Regions from separate parts of the Homo sapiens genome. Here region 2 is linked to region 1. A link is a loop called in an ENCODE intact Hi-C map of the cell type or tissue named here. Cell type or tissue: PC-9. All regions are shown on one strand. Links, peaks and the distances in the headings refer to the core of each region. The heading gives the core; the rest is flanking DNA. Region 1 overlaps RAD51B (RAD51 paralog B). Region 2 overlaps RAD51B (RAD51 paralog B).

The links. A loop is a pair of places that touch in the nucleus more often than their neighbours do. Peaks named below come from ENCODE experiments on the same cell type or tissue, not always from the same donor. Only the 100,000 strongest peaks of a DNase experiment are listed, where the experiment ranks them.
Region 2: a loop joins it to region 1, with 3.0 times the contacts of the local background. A loop is called at or near these places in 15 of 110 quality-filtered maps.

What each region holds. Positions count from the first base shown.
Region 1 is chr14:68,304,193-68,309,581 of GRCh38, forward strand. All of the region lies in intron 8 of RAD51B (RAD51 paralog B), which reads left to right. Among named protein-coding and RNA genes, the nearest start is that of RAD51B-AS1, 380 kb to the right of the region's middle. RefSeq lists enhancers at 2,210-2,349, 5,026-5,095. In PC-9, for the core only: no CTCF peak of the experiment used is centred there; DNase peaks (open chromatin) are centred at 2,379 and 2,999; H3K4me3 peaks cover 1,014 bases; H3K27ac peaks cover 4,725 bases.
Region 2 is chr14:68,253,593-68,258,981 of GRCh38, forward strand. The region is part of intron 7 of RAD51B (RAD51 paralog B); the gene reads left to right. Among named protein-coding and RNA genes, the nearest start is that of RAD51B-AS1, 430 kb to the right of the region's middle. In PC-9, for the core only: no CTCF peak of the experiment used is centred there; a DNase peak (open chromatin) is centred at 2,379; H3K27ac peaks cover 2,569 bases.

The DNA of each region.
Region 1 (5,389 bases), core at 249-5,248:
AAATTAATACAAGTGTTATGTTCCTTTTGCTAATGATTGCAATAATAATATTGAGTGCCTATTATGCGTCAGGCACTATACTAAGCACATAAAAATGCAACAACTTAGTGGGGTTCAATTATCACCCTCAATTTAGAAACAAAGAAACTGAAGTACGAAGTATTTCCATAACTTGCTGATGATCGCATAACTAGTAATTAGTTGGCATTCAAACCTAGAGTCTTGCTCTAGAGTCTGTGCTCTTGACCAGTATACCATACTCAGCTCTTCAAGATGATCATACAACTACCTCAGCTAGAGCTTATGATCACATATTTCTGTCATTGTTAGATTTGAGAGGTTTCCATGCATCACTATAAGTGCAGCTGTTTCTTTATGTGTGCCCTGAAATCTCTATGCTGATAGTCAGTAGAAAAGCAGTGTGTTTTAACAGAAGCTGAAGCACTGCATTTAGAATTGGGAGACTTGTATTCAAGGACCAGCTTTGCCACAAACCATCTGTACTATTTTGAGCAAGGCACTTAACTTCCCTGGACCTCAATTCCCTCAGCTATACACATAAGAGCTTGCATTAGGTGAAGCTGGCAGGCCTTTCAGTTTGCTTCTTCTGTCACATTCTGTCTTCGGTGAGCAAATTGGTATGTTCAAGCCTCAGACAGGCTTCTCTGTTCACCTCTTGAAGAAGGCTGGACCAACCCATCTATGAGCATTTTGTCACATTTCTTTTGTCACTGTTATTATATTGGATATCTAGAGCAGCAATCTTTTGAATCTATAACCCATCATTTTTTAGCATATTGCCCCAAAGTATGGAAAATTGCTGCCAAAAACTATAGTGCTACTATATAAAGTTATATAAAACACACCAGAAATAGAATTTTTAAAATATGAAGTGGGTTCTAGTATTTTTTCCCTACATCCCGTTGAGTCATTGTGATGTATTCCCACCACTTGGTATAGTTCAAATTTCTCCCTTCCTTGTTTTTACTGCAGAACTCTTTACTGTCCCAAGTAGAGTGAGACTGAAACCAAAATTTGAGCACTGGGTCCATTCATTCAATTGTTCATTCATTTACACGTTAAGTATGAAGCATCTATAATGTGAAATGCTTGCTGAATTTTCAGGAGGCCATAAGAACGGTATCAGGCTTGGCCTCTCCCCTCTCAAACATAAAGGCTAATTCTAGTGTTTTTCAGTTTTATCTGGTTGGAACCCTAGAATTCCTGCATACTGTAATGAAGCTAAACTTTACATCTAAACTGGCTATATGTATTGCACTACAGTGCATAAGACAAGAAAAGTTACAAAAAGAAGGAAAATCCAGAACGTGAGGCCCACAGACATGAAACAGTTGAAGTCACACTGTAGTACAGCATCTAATGAATTGCCAGGATGAGAGAAGCAGATTTTTAATATCAGAGGCATTCACAGAAAGGAGAGATCATCATGATCTTTGTGATGGAGGCTTGGACCACTGCCTTAGGATGTCAGGGCAGAACTAAGATGGGCCCCTTGGTTGGTCTGTCCTGACTCACTGTGTCTGCAGTGCCTGGATATCAGCCAGCAGACCACCTCCATCATTGAGTTAGACCCACTTACAAGGTGGCAGGCTATTAACCAGTCCCCTGTTCCACTGAGAACTTGCCAGGCTGGCCATCATAGCATGGTATAGGTTGAAGTAGCTTAGTACCTGTGGTGGATGACTGTTTTTCTCGGCCAGCTGTTTAATGAGCACCAAATGAAGTAAAATGCTGCTTGGTTCCTCTCCTCTCTTCAGACACAAACAATCGAGCACATCCTAGTGGAAGGGCCGTGTTGGGGAACTGGCTTTCTTGTGCTGATCATCTTGGTTCCCACATCCGTCCCTCCCCTCTGGGCTAGAGTTTGGAGGAGCTATTGAAGAACCTTGAGAAAACTGTTAACCTTGAAAGTTTAGTTATTCATCATCAAATATATTAACAAACGTTTGTAGCCAAAGCTTTACTGTCTATGGCAGTTTTAAATAATTATCAAAATCATGATTTAATTAATTTCTCTCTCCATTTTGGGTTGGCTTAGAGGAGTAGGAGATTGCAATTCACAAGTACTTTCTGGTCCTGTAACCAACTTGCACTTTCAAGTTCAGGTAATCACCTTGTCCTTTTCAGTTTATTTACCCATGACTTAGGTTAAAGTTGCCCATGCCTCTGGTGAAATTCACAAATGAAACTTCACCTAGCTGGGTTTCATATTTGTAAGAAATCATTTTTTTTCTCCATGAGAATGTGCAGGTCAGCTGAGACAAGCATGATTAATTCTAGACATGAATTAGAACAAGCCCAAGCTGAACAGCTCTCTCAGAGGAAGTCATCTGAAATTGGTATGTGTGACCCAGTATATCTTTTGACCAATTTGCATTGGAAACCACAGTGAGCATGGAAGAAATATAACCTTGATCCTCTGGCCTAATAAACATTCTTGCAATTCTAAATGTACCTAGAGTTTGTGACAAGTGTGTATTGGAAAACTCGTTGAAAACACATGAGTTAGTAATGTTCTCTTTCAGAAGATGAACTTGCATGGCCGAAGTGAGATTCCAGTGGGAAAGACCTGGTAGAGAAAGAGTGGGAGAATGCGTTGACCTCTGGAGGGCAGATTATGGCATGCCAGGCAATGGGTTGTGCCATCAGGGAAGGAATCTAGAAAGACGAGGAGACTCAGGAGAAAGGAGATGACTTCTGTTGACAGGTCATTGTTGCTCAGACTTAGTGCAGATGAGAAAGGAAATCCAGAAACCTACATGACAGCTCCTCTTGGATTGGATGAAAATATTGATTTTTTTTTTTTTTCCCTATCTGGAATTTGACAGGGTCAGTTCATGTCTGGGTTTTCAGCACTTAATACAGGGCGCTTTTGTCTTGGGAGGCGGCTGGACTGGTTTTTCCTCCAGGCAGGTGCACAGAGGGCGTTTATTGTAGCCTGAAACACAAACACCAAGCCCCTAGGCCCTGATCCACACACTCTCCAGTGTGGCTCAAGGAAATAAAGTGAACAATGTCTCTTGCAACAGGCGAGCACTGTAAATGCCACTCCTGAATGATATATTTCTTAAAACTTTGTATCCGTAACCTGATCATCTCTTAAAACTTAATTATATGTCAGAGAAAAGGAAGCTATTGGCTCCTCCAGCTGTCCAGGTTGAACGAGAGCACACAATGGAGCATATCCGATTCACAGCCTTACTTAGGTAATCAGATTAATATCTCCTGAATTGAATTTACCCTTTTGATATGGAGTCTTTCAGCTGCCTTGTTTCACATCTCAAATTCTGACAAAGCTGTGCGGCCTTTGAGTAATTTCCCTGAAATCTATATGTGGGAAGCCTGTACTTCAAGCAGTTTTTGGGACTTGCACCAATTAAATCTGTCTCTGGCACACTTTTAATGGCATGCTTTCCCCTGAGTCAACAACTGCTCCAAAATCTGAAGTCATTTGTTTAATTTAAAAGCAAAGGTTATGGAACAACCATTTCAAGCTTCACCAGCCAAACTCCAGTGGCTTTGAAAAGGGAGATGAGGCAGAGGAAAGGCTAATAAACTGGATTTCTTATACACAAAATAAATTAATTACTGTGTTTCTGTAAGCTAGTATCAAATCAAGTTTGTTCACACCCTCCTTGCCAACCTAGCTCTCCCTTTCTCTTCAAACTCACCCTCTCTGGGCTTTCATATTCACGATTGAGGCTCACCCTCTTACTGTTGTTCTTGCAACACAAACATCTGGACTGGATTTTTGTCAGCTGGAGTTGAGAGAGAACTGTAAATGATGCAGTGATTTTTTTTTCGTCCTTATTAAATTTATTTATAGCCAGTCTGAAGCCAGGAAACATGCTAGAGCCTTTGATTGGAGGTTCTCGAGGAATGTACGGTGGATGGTATTTTCTCCTGTTGTTTTCTAAATAATATCAAGGATAGAATTACATAACTCCCAACTTGAGTATTTTTTGCCCTGAAGGACCCTTTATTAGGACATTTTGCACATCAGAATTCTTCCATTATATTTGCTTATCCAATATGCCTTCTTTTCTGTCAGTGAGAGAAAAGGAAATGTACATGACAGGTTATTTCTGAAAAATTAGAAAGATGGAGAGTGAGTTTCTGGTTGTTTGGGACATGAACCAGTGGCATGAGTATTTTCTTTTGCCAAAGGGACACAACATGGATCCTATTTCTACCTCTTAACAACCTCTGCAATCTTAAAGCTGCCAAATCTCAAAGAATTTCATTCATTTAGTCATTATTTAAGATAATAAAAGGCCCTACAAGCAGCTTACGAAAATAATTTATAAAATATTTTTCTCTGCCCTTAGACCTTGTTAAATAACAATGCCTTGGTGTTTATAAAATTATTTAAGAAACAAAACTTTCTAGAGGAGGCTGAATCAGATGATGATTTCTTGAGGTCCCTTCCCAGTTCTATGATTTGAGATGATTCTTTAATTTTCCTTCACTGTCATTTATATCTGTGTCATTAAAAAAAAAAAAAAAAAAAGGGCTGTTTGGGAATGAGATTTGCTACACCCGTAGGCATTTTCTTCTTCAGAAAAGAGACTGTTTAGCTTTCTGCCACCCAAGTCAGTCATCCTCAGCCTGAACAATGGAGCTTAATGTTCTCCATCTTCCTAAGAGTTAGTGTCTGTTGTTATGAAAGTGAATTGAAACCAAATGTACTTTCTATTGGAAAAGCTGCCCTTGCTCTCAGCTCATGGACAAAACTGAGAGAGAAGGCTCTTACAAAACAGAGGGAAAAATCCTCGCTGTCATGTCATAACACCAGTTATTTCACTGTTAGACCTATGAACATATCTTTGATGCAACACTACACTATTTGATGATGTTTCTGTGTCACTTAAGATGGGCGTTTCATATTTATCTCTTAGAAATGTTAGCAGATTTTTTTCACGAGTTATCTTGCTTATGGACTGGAAAAGCTATTCTTACAGTAAGACCCTTCATTAACTGAGAAGGCATAAAAGATAGCTCATGTTCTCCACCAAGAAAGGAAGCTCTGTTTCTCTCTGTCTGATGGGAAGCATTTGAGACAGAGCAGCTTCATGAAGTGTGGATGTCTGTTACCCACTTCCCAGTTTTTAAAGTAAAAGCCAAGTCAATGGCACTGGTACTTGTAGTGAAATGAGCCACAGAGGCATCATTACTCATCACCATCACGACTCAAGGATCAGCAAATGAGAGTCCTGAAGGTAAAGAATGTTTATTTTCAGGTAGAGAAGAAAGAAAAATCACGGAGAGGTAGAGAAAAGTGAAGGGCAAAGGAAGAATCCAGCAGACATTAAGCAACACTGTATCTTCCAAGATCATAAAGCCAAATAGTTCCTGCTAGATTTAACTT
Region 2 (5,389 bases), core at 225-5,224, 51 kb before region 1:
CTTTATAATTTCTTTTAAGCAAAACACATTTCTTTAAAACACATAAAATGGTAGCTAATAAGTGATTTTGAAAAGTTTCCATTATTATTACTACAGCTTTTAAATCTGTATTTATTTATGCTTTACAGTAACCCCCCTGTGGGGTAGGTAATGTTATCTCCGTTTCACTGATAGGAAGTTGAGGCACAGAGAGTAATACAGATAGAAGTGACATAAATGAGATTCAAACTCAGGGTTGTGGACAGTACTCTTACTCACTAAATATATTGCTATATATTTTACTGTTATAATTGGCCTCAAATATTATCCTGCTCTGTCTTAACAATTACTAAAAACGAGAAAAATATGCATCATTTATTCTAGTTTTTCAAATAGTTTTATAATTAACTCTATTTTGTCTGGATCTTATCTTGATGTGCAGTGTTAGGTGAAGCTCATATTTAATTTTTCTATTTGTCAGTGTCCCCAGTATATTAGTGCCTCTTTAGGAACTTGGAAAGGACTTGCCTTCTCTAAGAAGCCTTTGTGATTAGTGCCACTTCATGTTACTTGTTTCTGCAATTGTTTATTTCTTCAGAATTGTTGGTTTCTCAGCAGCTTTGATCTGAATGATTTTGTGGAATCTCATGTTGCTCCTAGATTAAAAGATTTATTTTAAAAAAAGAGGTGCTGTCTCTTCAAGTCGTTTCATTCTTTACATAAGAACAGGGTGGGAGGTTCTTGTCCTAGTTAGCATCAGCCCCTCTCCCCCAACCCTCCACAGTCAGCAGATCCATGAATTTAGATGAGAGGAAAGCCACATCTCCATTTTCACTAACCTTTAACTGAAATTGATTATTTCCTTCAATTTTGATTGTGGGCAAAAAACCACAGTAGTATTAGCTGTTCCTGGGACTTTAAACCACAGATCAGATAGTTAATCTTGCATTTCAGTTGTTCCAGGTACCTTTAAATATTCTTTATACGCATCACTACTTTGACAATATTGTAGTTGATCCACCACTAGATTTTGCCATTAATGCATTAAGAAGCACATTCATTAATATTTCAAATATTCAAAGCTATTTTGGAAACTATATTTCTATAAAATTAGTTTTCTTTGTAATCCTATATGTTTTATTTACTTAAAAGTGTATATATTTTATGCACTTAGAAACATTTTTCTGAGAAGGGCTTATAGGTTTCACCAAATCACCAAAGGGATCCATGATAAACACTGTGAAGAGTTCTTGTCTGTTTGAATACAAGGCATACCATTGGGCCTTGTAAATTACCCACTGGGTACTGAGTAATCAAGAGGCAATTTAGGAGGAGCTGGAAAATAGTCCAATATATTCCTCTCTAGTGCTTTGATTCTTTCACTTCTGGAATAATTCTCTTTATAGTCCTAAAGAGAACTGTGTATTCTCTTTTTCTCCATCTCCTTTGCCTTTCATCCTCCCCTTTTCCTCTTTTTCACTTAGTATTTTCTTTCTTTCACATGCTCCCTTTTTTTTCTTTCTTTCTCATTCTCTTCTTCCTTGACTTTGCTCTTTTTCCCTTTTCTTCCTCTTCCTTTTCCTCTCTCCCCACTAAAAACATTAATATCTTACGGAGTTTGTGTTTCAACTATTTTCAGAAAACTTTTTCTCTTTGTGGTCTAAGAAAGAGTTCAAAGACAGAGATAAACAAAAAGAGTTGACAGAAAGAGTTAATAATATCAACAAGAAGTTGAAAGCAAGATTTGTCAAAGATAAACATAAGGTAATTATCTGGAAATAGTTGACCTTAGAGGTCACCTGCCTGGTTTGCTGGTCTGGCCCCTGGGAAAGCCCTTGTACCCTGGTTCTGGTTCCATCATTCCAAGTCCTACTTTCATACCTTAGTTACCTAATTCCTTTTATAAGACAATCATTCACACTAATTTTCAAAGTCCCACAAGGAGGGACTTGTTTTGAGACAATGAGGCAATTAGACTGTATTGTTGAGTTACAGTCATTTCTTTGAGATTAGTTCGAAAGTATATATATTCATGGACAAAAGTTATCACATAATTTTCTCACCTAAAGTGGAACTTTTGATACCTGTAATAAGTTAGTAGTTTCTCAACTGCCCATACCATGATCTCACCTATCTGCTGCAATGTAATAGTCATTGTTCATGGATGCCTATTTATACAATGTGTATTGCTACAGAGCTTTTCCTTCTTAAAGTAATTTCTATGTCTGGGATGATGCCATTTTTCTACACTAAAAACATTAGCTCGTCTTACAGCTAATATAAGCTGAAAATTAGAGGTGCCTGGGGGAGGGAAATGAGGCAGATGGATTGTTTACATGAGTGCTATAGTTTCACTTTTTATGCACCAGTCACCTTGGAAAAATTAATGCCCTGTAAGTTTGCCAATCAGATTGCTCCAGTCATCTCTAAACATTCCATTTGGTTTATTAGAATAATAAATACTGTGCAAAAAAAGTTCATCTGGATCCAGGATATTATACTGTGGTCAGTGGAAGAAATATGTGCTGCACCTTACCTCTGACTAGATTTGGTCAGGTGACACAGTGAGCTTGACAAAGGGATACAGATTTACCCTATTTGGGTGTTGAATCTGAGGACTAGTCACTGGAGTTACAGCCTTTAGAAATCTTTGTCACCTGTCCAGGGCTGGTGCTGGTGGCCTCTTCACTGGCCATTTCTGTCATGCACCTGACCATTTGATGTCTGCTGAGTGGTCTATTAAGAAAGGATTAAAGGATCTCTCTTCATCCTTCCAGGTGGATTCGGGTGTCTGTAGTCACCCAGAAAAGACTTACTGGAAAGTCCATTAAAGGTGTCATCTAATTTGATGACGATGACTCTGAATTAATTTCAGTTGGGGAAGCTTCCATTTTTATGTCTGGCTTTTAGGTCCTTCCATGATATGTCCCTTCTTGTCTCATCAGACTCATTCCAGTGGATCCCCAGGAACAGCTCTACTGCTCTCAGCGAAAGAGGCCTGAAGTCACACTGCTTGGTTGATCTGTCGTGACATCCTAATATTTTCTCTCAAACTGTTTTCTTTCGTCCTGTGTAAACTTTGCTTTTTCTCTGAGGCCTATCCTAGTGTATTTCCAAGGCCCCAGGTTAAATCCCACCTCCTTCCCGAGCCTTTCCTATTGTCTTACTCACTTCACCAATCTCTCTTGCCCCTAACCTTCTACAGTTCTGAAACCCGATACAAAAAGAAAAACTTTTGGCACAGGAAGCGATTGAATAGAATCAGATAAATACTAAAGTCATAAACATAAAATCTGGATTTATTCATATAAGGGATATTAAAGTTAAAGTTAATATACATAAGTATATTTCAAGAGCAAAGCTCATATTTTAACACTTTATTTCTGGAGTATAGGTTCCAGGAAAAAGGAATAAAATCTGTAATTTTTAAAAAGGCAATTACAGAATGTCCCCTGCACTAATCAAATTAATTGCAGCATTAAAACATGGATGGACTTTGAAAACATGCTGAGTGAAATAAATCAGACATTGAAGGATAAATGTTGTATGATTCCACTTATATGGGTATCTGGAATAGGCAAATTCATAGATACAGAAAGTAGAATAGAGGTTTCCAGGAGCTTGGGGAAGGATGAATGGGGAGCTGTTTTTTAGTGAGTACAGAATTTATTGGGAATAAGAAAACATTTTGAGTAGATAATGGTAATAGTTATGTAATGTTATGAATTAATTTAATGTCACTGAATTATATACTCATAAATGGTTAAAATTATAAGCATTACGCTACATATTTTACCACAATTAAAAAAGCAATGGAACAAAAAATTAAAAATTAAAATAAAATTAATTGCACCATTATTTGTAAAGGGAAAAAACTCCTTCAGTGTCTAAAAATGGAAGAATTAAACTGTGACATGTGTAGTATACTATTTATGCTCAATTGATAATTTAAAATTAAATGATTTTGTATATTAATAAGAATTTTTACATAATGTTAAGCAATTAAAAACAAAATATAAAATTATTAAAATGTGTATATATGGAGCAAGATGAGAAGGGAACATGAAGGAGTGAAAAGAGTTTTTGCTAAGATTGCGGGATTGAGAAATTCTTTAATTGAAAGATTTCTCTCTTAACAGTATTATAAAACTCCAAAGTTTATTATATAAATATGTTAGGTTTCATAGTGTTGTTCTCTGTGATTGTTTTTGACATCTTAACTCAATTGTAAACTTCATAGAAGTGGAGTCCATGTCATTTATTTCTTCCATAACCCATGCTTTTAAAATGGTAGAGAACCACAATAGATTATTAATGTTTTTAATTAATGGATAGATTTATTAGTTATGGAGAAAGTAAGTCAAACTAGAGCATAGGAACTGACATTTTTTGAACGCTTACTAAGTGCCACACATTATGCTGGATGTTTAGTATAGTTTTTTTAATTTGAATATTCATAAAACCCTGAGAGAAATGTATTACTAATCACCTTCTAATGATGAGGTATCTGAGATTCAGAAACATAAGTGAGCTGTGTGAGTGATATGATTAGTCAAATTTGAGACCAGGTGAGTAATCCCAGCACTTTGGGAGGCCAAGGTGGGAGGATGACTTGAGGCCAGGAGTTTGAGACCAGCCTGGGCAATATAGTGAGACCCTGTCACCACGAACAGTAAAACATTAGCCAGGCGTGGTGGTGTTCACTTATAGTCCCAGCTACTCAAGAGGCTGAGGCGGGAGGATCGCTTGAGCCTGCAAGGTTGAGGTTGTAGTGAGCCATGATTGCACATGCCAGTGCACTCCAGCCTGGGAGACCCTGTCTCTATACACACACACCACACACACACACACACACACACACTCTCTCTCTCTCACACACACACACACAATTTGAAACCAAGTTTTTATTGTTTTTGGTTGATTTTTCTTATTCCAGAAACATATCTCTTTAACTAGTAATATGTTAGTGTAACCGTGGAACATTGCGATGGTTTTTGTGTCTTAAAAAAACTTAAAGATGCTGGGTTCATGACTAATAAAATGGGGTGTGTGTGTGTGCGTATGTAAGGTATCAAACAATGAACACTAATGAACACTGCACCTTTTCCAACATTGCCACTCAAGGACTTCCCACAGACTGCCTGTTATTTGGGGGCAGGTCATGACCATCCCCATGAGATAGTTTACTAGAGAGCATTATTCTTCCTCTCTCACACATTGGTATTAACTTAGACTTTTGTGGTCTTAAGGAATAAACACCCACTCAAGCCAGCTCAGATGACAAGAAAGTTACTGCAAAGAAAGAAGAATCTTCTAGAATATCAAGAGCAGGAGCCTTCCTGTGTAAAAATTCTGGAGCCTCTACTGCCGGTGGCCTAAGTAGTCATTTTTCAGACCAGAGTGACCTGTC